Linked DNA regions of Homo sapiens: region 2 is linked to region 1. Evidence: chromatin contacts called from ENCODE Hi-C or POLR2A ChIA-PET data. All regions are on one chromosome and are shown on one strand. The core of a region is the stretch at or near the end of the contact, and the rest is flanking DNA. Distances in the headings are between cores, read along the strand shown. Region 1 holds the start of OR10H5 (olfactory receptor family 10 subfamily H member 5). Region 2 overlaps CPAMD8 (C3 and PZP like alpha-2-macroglobulin domain containing 8).

Region 1 (4,239 bases), core at 953-3,452:
CTGCAGTGAGCCATGTTCATGCCACTACATTCCAGCCTGGGTGACAGAGCGAGACCCTGTCTCAAAAAAAAAAAAAGAAAAGAAAAGAAAAAAAAGAAAAGAGAAATACAGAAAGGGCTCTCTCAGCTCTCTGGCACATTCTGTCCCACTCTTTCCCAGAACAGCACCTTAGCAGAAATCTCCAAGGGGGCTCTCCAACTCCCCTGCACAAGTCTAGACCTAGGGAAGGACAAAGGTCAGGGTCCTTCTCCCAGCTGAGGGCTCCCAGGCAGAACCCCAGACTGGTGCACACGCAGAACCTCAGGCTTCTGCACACACAGAACTCCAGAATGATGCACACGCAGAACCCTAGGCTGGTGCACACACAGAATCCCAGGCTGGTGCAAATGCAGAATCCCAGGCTGGCACACACGCAGGCTCCCAGACCCTGCTCCAGTGCCCTCTCTCCTCAAAGGAGACACAATTCAACTCATCCAGCTCTTTCTGCTTATGCACTTTATCATACAACTGAACACACAGATGCAAAGGCAGACAGATCTGAGCAATGCCACACAGTCGCACTGGCTCTGAAATGCACACTGGCGGTGACACCCCCAGCCAGAACCAGAGACACCACCACTCATTCTGCACACACCTATGGAGCCCTTGCCAAATGCCTGGTGCTCATCTGGGGCTGGAATAAACTGGAGACACACAGCCATTCCATGTGTGAGGGCACTGTGTGTGTTGAATCATGTCCCTCCAAAACTCATGTTCATTCAGAACCTCAGAATGTGACCTTTGGACACAGGGAGGGGAACAACACACACTGGGGCCTGTTGGGGTAGGGCAGGGGTGGGGAGAGCCTCAGAAAAATAGCTAATGTATGCCAGGCTTAATACCTAGGTGATAGGTTGATAGGTGCAGCAAAGCACCATGGCACACATTTGCCTGTGTGACAAACCTGCACATCCTGAGCATGTACCCTGAAACCAAACTAAACTAAACTAAAATAAAATAATGTGACCTTAGGTGGCAATAGAGTCTTTTACAGATGTCATTAAGGTAAGGATCCAAAAATGAGATCAGCTGGGTGTGGTGGCTCACACCTATAATCCCAGCACTGTGGGAGACCAAGGTGGGTGGGGCGGGGGATTGCTTGAATCCAGGAGTTCGAGACCAGCCTGAGCAACATGGCAAAACCCCATCTCTACAAAAATTAGCTGGGCGTGGTGCTGTGTGCCTGCGCTAACAGCTGCTTAGGAGGCCAAGTGGGAGGATCAGTTGAGCCTGGGAGGTCGAGGCTGCAGTGAGCTGTGATCGTGCCACTGCACTCCAGCCTGGGTGACAGAGCGAGACCCTGTCCAAAAAATAATAATAATAAAAATAAAAATGAGATTATTCTGAATTAGGTTGTTTACTAAATCCAACAACTGGTGCCCCTCAAAGACGAGGGGAGGACACACAGAGGAAAAGGTCGCGTGAAGAGAGAGGCAGAGATTGGAGCGATGCAGCTACAAATCAATCAATGCCTAGAGCACCCAGAAGCTGGAAGAGGCAAGGCATCTTCTCCCTTAGAATCTTCAGAGGGAGAGTAGCTTTGTAGACGTCTTGCTTTAAGACGTCTAGCCTCCAGAACCCTGCAAGAATGCATTTATCTTGTTTTAAGCCACAAGGTTTGCGGCACTTTGAAATGGCAGCTACAATAATCTCATACAAGCGCACACAACTGCACACACACACACACAGTGAAGGCAGGAGTACACATGGGTGATGCCTAAGTACACCCACATGCATGGTGACACACTCAATGTCACCCGCTTGGCTCAGAACCACCCTCCTCCACAACTTAGTATAGAGACCACTCCCCACCCCAGCATGGACCCTGGTGGCCACGACTGCTGTGGAAAGGGGGCTGCTCTAGGCAGTAGGTGGACTCTATGGGGGACTTGGAGTGAGGACAGGCTGATCCAGCCTGGAGTCAGGTGGCTGAGGCTATAGAACCCCTACTCCATATCATCCCATGCTCCCTCTCGTTTCTTTTCCCAAACCTGTGCCTCCCTCTGTTCCAATTTTCCCTGCTTCTCTTGCCTTCTCCCTTCCACCTCCCAGTACTCTTGCCACTTCATCCTGGAAAGCAGGTTTGGAAATAGACGACTCCACTTACCTTCATCAGAGACCTTTAGGGACGCCTTGCAGCCAGGCCTGTAATGGCCCTGGGCACAGTGCACCCAGGGTGAGAGCTTCATCTCTGCAGGCGTCTTCCCCAGTGGCACGTTCCCAGAGGTGTCTTGAGGAGCCTGCCTGGGATGCAGGATGCAGGGTAATCGAAGTCCAAGGAGGGAGGCGGGGGACCTTGGGATTGCCCTCTCCATTCCTGCCTCCCTCCTTCCTTTGCTGCTTCCCTCCCTCTTTTCTTCCTTCTCTTCCTTCCTTCCTCTCTTCTTCCCTTCTTCCATCTTTCCTCCCTTCCTCCTGCCTGGGACCCCTTCCACCACTACTCACTCTCACTTATCTCAGTCCTGTTCTCATTTGAGGTTTCAGTTTTTACATCACCTCCTCCCTAAAGATCTCACCATCAAACCCTGACACCACCATCAAACCCTGACACCACCACCACCACCACCCCCTGCGGCTAGCGAGGCTGGGCTGGGCTGCCCCAATTCCAAGCATTTTGGAAAAATGGGACTGGATTCTGGGTGATGTTTCCCAGGATGGTGTCTCTTCTCAACAGATATCAGGAAAGGGATCTGGAGAGACACAGAGGTGTGATTCTCAGAAGAAGCATCCTCTATGGTTGCCTCTGGGAACACAAAGCCCACAGAGGGCAGGGAACAAGGCCAAGGTCACACGGTAGGTTCCTGCAGCAAGCCCAGATGGAGTGGAGGGGCCAAGAGCTCCAGCTCTGCCTCTTCCTCCCCATAAACTTGACAGGGTGCATCATGACCCAGGTATCAACACCTTCAGAATCTCCCAGTTCCCCATAACTCCAGAAACAGTCCAACAAAGATTTCAGATACTGGAATTATCAGGCAAGGACTATGAAACAATATTGCTTACGAAGTTTAAATAACGAAATGTAATTTTGGAAATATCTTCAAGGATAAAGCATTGTAAAGAGCGGCAGGGTTGATTTGAAAAAAAAGATATATAATTTTTAGAACCAAAGCTACAATATTAATATCCCAGGAGAAGTTTAATGCATGTCAGACACAATTGAAGAGAGAATTAGTGAGTTGGGGGCCGGGCGCGGTGGCTCATGCCTGTAATCCCAGCACTCTGGGAGGCTGAGGCAGGTGGATCACTTGAGTTCAGGAGCTCAAGACCAGCCTGGCCAACATGGCGAAACCCCATCTCTACTCAAAATACAAAAATTAGTCAGATGTAGATTCTGGATATTAGCCCTTTGTCAGATGAGTAGATTGCAAAAATTTTCTCCCATTCTGTAGGTTGACTGTTCACTCTGATGGTAGTTTCTTTTGCTGTGCAGAAGCTCTTTAGTTTAATTATATCCCATTTGTCAATTTTGGCTTTTGTTGCCGTTGCTTTTGGTGTTTTAGACATGAAGTCCTTGCCCATGCCTATGTACTGAAAGGTATTGCCTAGGTTTTCTTCTAGGGTTTTTATGGTTTTAGGTCTAACATTTAAGTCTTTAGTCCATCTTGAATTAATTTTTGTGTAAGGTGTAAGGAAGGGATCCAGTTTCAGCTTTCTACATATGGCTAGCCAGTTTTCCCAGCACCATTTATTAAATAGGGAATCCTTTCCCCATTTCTTGTTTTTGTCATGTTGTCAAAGATCAGATAGAAGGACCTCTTCAAGGAGAACTACAAACCACTGCTCGATGAAATAAAAGAGGATACAAACAAATGGAAGAACATTCCATGCTCATGGGTAGGAAGAATCAATATTGTGAAAATGGCCATACTGCCCAAGGTAATTTATAGATTCAATGCCATCCCCATCAAGCTACCAATGACTTTCTTCACAGAATTGGAAAAAACTACTTTAAAGTTCATATGGAACCAAAAAAGAGCCCACATTGCCAAGTCAATCCTAAGCCAAAAGAACAAAGCTCAGAATCTACAATGAACTCCAACATATTTACAAGAAAAAACAAACAACCCCATCAAAAAGTGGGTGAAGGATATGAACAGACACTTCTCAAAAGAAGACATTTATGCAGCCAAAAGACACATGAAAAAATGCTCGTCATCACTGGCCATCAGAGAAATGCAAATCAAAACCACAATGAGATAC
Region 2 (4,239 bases), core at 568-3,067, 1.1 Mb before region 1:
GGTGTGGAGCAGTTTCAGGAACCCCAGATGTGTGGAGCAGTTTCAGAGACCCCAGATGTGGTGTGGGGCAGTTCCAGGGACCTCAGATGTAGTGTGGAGCAGTTCCAGGGACTCCACATGTGGTATGAGGCAGTTTCAAGAACTCTAGATGTGATGTGGAGCAGTTTCGGGGACCCCAGATGTGCTGTGGGTATGGGGCAGTTTCAAGAACCCCAGATGTGGTGTGGAGCAGTTTCAGGGACCCCAGATGTAGTGTGGGGCAGTTTCAGGGACCCCAGGTGTGGTGTGGAGCAGTTCCAGGGACTCCAGATGTGGAATGAGACAGTTTCAAGAACCCTAGATGTGATGTGGGGCAGTTTCAGGGACCCCAGATGTGGTGCGCTGCGGTTCCAGGGACTCCAGATGTAGTATGAGGCAGTTTCAAGAACCCCAGATGTGGTGTGGGGCAGTTTCAGGGACCCCAGATGTGACACAGGGCAGTTTCAGTGAGCCCAGATGTGGTGTGGAGCAGTTTTAGGGACTCCAAATGTGGTATAAAGCAGTTTCAAGAACCCCACATGTGGTATGGGGCAGTTTCAGGGACCCCAGATGTGAGTGTATGGCAGTTTCAAGGACTCCAGATGTGATTCGAGGCAATTCCAGGGACCCCACATGTGGTGTGGCTTCGGAGATCCGGGGTAGGGGACGGCAGAGTGGTGTAGGTCCCTGGGGGCGGGCCTGGGCCAGGCCACTCAACAGGACAGGGTCCTCTCTGCTTGCCCCACAGGCTACCAGCGCCAGCTGACCTACAAGCGCCAGGATGGCTCCTACAGCGCGTTTGGGGAGCGGGACGCATCGGGGAGCATGTGGTGAGTCCCCACCGCCCTGGGCATTGCCTCTGAGGCTCCCCGCCCGACGCCATGGCCTCACATCCAATGCAGTGTGACCAGATCACTTGGCGCCTGATCCCCGGATGACAGGGAACACAGCTGGGAAGTAAAGACTGTGGTGGTCCCAGCTCCAGAGATGGAGGTTGGGGCTTGGGGCCAGTGCAGAGCTGGTGATCGTAACCATTCCTGTTTCTGCTGCTGTTACCACAGTGAGCAAGACTCCATGCCCTGCTCTCTGGCCCCTTGGGAGTGAGCCCTGGATGCCCTGGGCTTCCTCAAGCTCCCAGGACTCAGGAATAGCGGTGACTGGAGCAGGAGGAGATGGCAGGGCAGAGGGGTCAGAGGCCAGACCAGCACCTTGAGGCTGGGGTGTGCTGTGTGCAGGAGCAGCCTGGGATCTTGTTTCTGTGGTAACTGCAGGGAGGAGACCAGGGCAGGGAGGGCCCCTGGGAGGCCGGGCACACCTGGGTCTTGTTTTCCTGATATCCTCAGGCTATTGCAGTTCTTGGCATCATCATGGGGTTCACCTGAGACTGTGAGTCACTTTCCAACTCCTGTACCCATCGCCGGACTCCTTCTCGGAGATTGCCACCCTGGTAGTGCCGACAGCAGCTGTGAGCGTGGAAACTGCCCTGTCTTTAGTCCAACAGAGTGTCCACTGCACAGTCACAGTGCCAGGATCCCAGGGAGTGGGGACATGTGGCTGAGTACTTCCTGCCATGGGCAGCATCACTTACCTAGCTCCAGAGGGGCCCAGGGTTGGCGACTCACCCAGCCTCCCCCAGCCCCAGGAGCTCATCCACACTGTCCCAGCTCTAGTCCCAGGGCCCTGCCTTGCCGACAGCTGATAACGCAAGGCCCCAATCACGTCTTAGCAAGCAGAGGCCCCGCCCACCCCAGGGACAGCTAAAGCCACTGAGTCACTCTCCAAAAGCTGGCTGAGCCCCAGCAGCCCCTAGGAGGCCTCCACCAGCCAGGATTAGCAAGTTGTGACGCATTGGACCTTTTTTTTTTTTTTTTTTTTTTTTGAGATAGAGTCTAACTCTGTTCCCCAGGCTGGAGTGCAGTGGTGCAATCTTGGGTCACTGCAACCTCCATCTCCTAGGTTCAAGCAATTCTCCTGCCTCAGCCTCCTGAGTAGCTAGGATTACAGGTGTGCACCATCATGCCCAGCTAATTTTTGTATTTTTAGTAGGGACGGGGTTTCACCATGTTGGCCAGGCTGGTCTCAAACTCCTGACCTCAGATGATCCGCCTGCCTTGGCCTCCTAAAGTGCTGGGATTACAGGCGTGAGCCACCGTGCCCGGCCTAGACACTCAGTGTGCACACACCTCCTCAGCATCTTCCGGGGATTAAACTCTCAGCATGAGCAAGAAAAATCAAATTTCCTTTTTGTTTTTTTTGAGACGGAGTCTCGCTCTGTCACCCAGGCTGGAGTGCAGTGGCGCCATCTCGGCACACTGCAAGCTCCGCCCCCTGGGTTCACGCCATTCTCCTGCCTCAGCCTCCCGAGTAGCTGGGAATACAGGCGCCCGCCACCACGCCTGGCTACTTTTTTTGTATTTTTAATAGAGACGGGGTTTCACCGTGTTAGCCAGGATGGTCTCGATCTTCTGACCTTGTGATCCGCCCGCCTCGGCCTCCCAAAGTGCTGGGATTACAGGCGTGAGCCACCGCGCATGGCTGAAAAATCAAATTTCACTGTGTGCATGGAAGTCAGCAGCTTCCAGGTCCCCTCTCACCTCCTGAAACATTCCTGTTGGTCTCCAAACATGGACGTCTTCCTGGGGACCCTGTAGGACAAGGAGGCAGTGAGCGCAGGGCAGTGGCAGCAGCACCCACCCCGAAGCTGGACAAACCTCAGCTCTGTCTCATGTGAGCTGTGTGGCCTTAGACCCGATGATCAACCTCTCTGAGCCTGTTTCCTTACCACACATCCCTCTAAGAACCTGGATCCATGGGATAAGCATGTGGTACACTCAGTGCAGTGCCGTCCTGTTAGCACCTCCCCTAACTACTTACCATAAGGCTCCAAGATCCTGCCAGGGAGCCTGAAAACTTGGGATCTGTTCTAGATGGGTTCCCTTATACTCAACGCACATTCATTCATTTATTCATTGAGTGAGCTAGGCTCTGGTCTTCATCCTGGGGGAAAAAGGAACACATGGTTCCTACCTCCAGGTCCTCGCTGCCCAGTGCAGGAGAAAGACCCTGTGAGAGATGCAATAGTTATCCACTGCTGTGTAACAAGTGACCCCAAATGTAGCCATTTAAAACAACAAACGTATTATCTCTATTTATTATGTATTAATTCTTATGGATCAGGAATTCAGGAGCAGCTTAGCTGGGTGTTTCTGCCTGGGGATCTTTGCTGAGGTTGCAGTCAAGGTGTTGGCTGTTGCTGTCTTCATCTGAAGGCTCTACTGGGGCTGGAAGATTTGTTTCCAAATTGGCTCCCTCACATGGCTGTTGGCAGGAGGCCTCAGTTGCTCACCACATGGACTTCTCCATAGGGACTACTTGAGTGTTCTTACAACATGGCGGCTGGCTTCCTCTCACAGTGAGCAATTCAAGAGAGAAAGCGGGAAGGATGCCATAGCGCCTTTTGTTACTTGGTCTTACAAGTCAGGCTGTTACTTCTGCCTCATTCTATTCTATTCCTTTTTTTTTTTCTTTTTTTGAGATGGGGTCTCACCCTATCACCCAAGCTGGAGTTCAGTGGTATAATCTCGGCTCACTGCAACCTCCACCTCCTGGGTTCAAGCAATTCTCCTGCCTCAGCCTCCTGAGTAGCTGGGACTATAGGCACCTGCCACCATGCCTGGCTAATTTTTGTATTTTTAATAGAGACAGGATTTCACCATGTTGCCCAGGCTGGTCTCGAATTCCTGACCTCAGGTGATCTGCCCACCTCAGCCTCCCAAAGTGCTGAGATTACAGGTGTGAGCCACCGTGCCTGGGCTCCAAGATGCTTTTAGTGCCAACCTCATGCTCAAGGGAAATGTTCATTGGAGCATTTCAGATTTTTTGCATTTGGGATGCCCAAGTATACAGGTAGCCCTCCGTATCTGTGAGTTCCACAGGATTCAATCAACTACAGATCGAAACTATTCAGAAAAAAAAAAAAAAAAAAAAGTCTGGGTGTGATGGCACGTGCCTGTCATCCCTGCACTTTGGGGAAGCTGAATCGGGAAGATTGTTTGAGGCCAGGAGTCGGAGACCAGCCTGAGAAACATGGCAAGACCTCATCTCGGCAAAAATGTTAAAAATAAGCTGGGCGTGGTGGTACATGCCTTAGTCCCAACTACTGGGGAGGCTGAGGTGGGAGGATCCCTTGAGCCCAGAAGTTCAAGGCTGCAGTGAGCTATG

Evidence for each region. Hi-C counts contacts between places; a loop is a spot of excess contacts on that map. ChIA-PET counts read pairs that join two places held with the same protein, here RNA polymerase II (POLR2A).
Region 2: a loop to region 1 is called in a map with no recorded cell type, with 5 times the contacts of the local background. The contact joins the enhancer-like site here to the promoter of OR10H5 in region 1. A Hi-C loop is called at or near these places in 1 of 37 single-sample maps with no recorded cell type. POLR2A ChIA-PET finds 5 or more read pairs at or near these places in 1 of 52 experiments (endothelial cell of umbilical vein).

Annotation. Positions count from the first base shown.
Region 1 is chr19:15,785,624-15,789,862 of GRCh38, reverse strand. It overlaps OR10H5 (olfactory receptor family 10 subfamily H member 5), which reads right to left and starts at 2,202. Exons shown (of 2, transcript NM_001004466.2): 1 at 2,147-2,202.
Region 2 is chr19:16,918,514-16,922,752 of GRCh38, reverse strand. CPAMD8 (C3 and PZP like alpha-2-macroglobulin domain containing 8) reads left to right here. Exons shown (of 42, transcript NM_015692.5): 27 at 767-848. Among named protein-coding and RNA genes, the nearest start is that of F2RL3, 32 kb to the right of the region's middle. Within about 2 kb of position 1,817, at least 3 of the 41 ENCODE cell types and tissues checked have a DNase peak (open chromatin) inside an H3K27ac peak, as active enhancers do.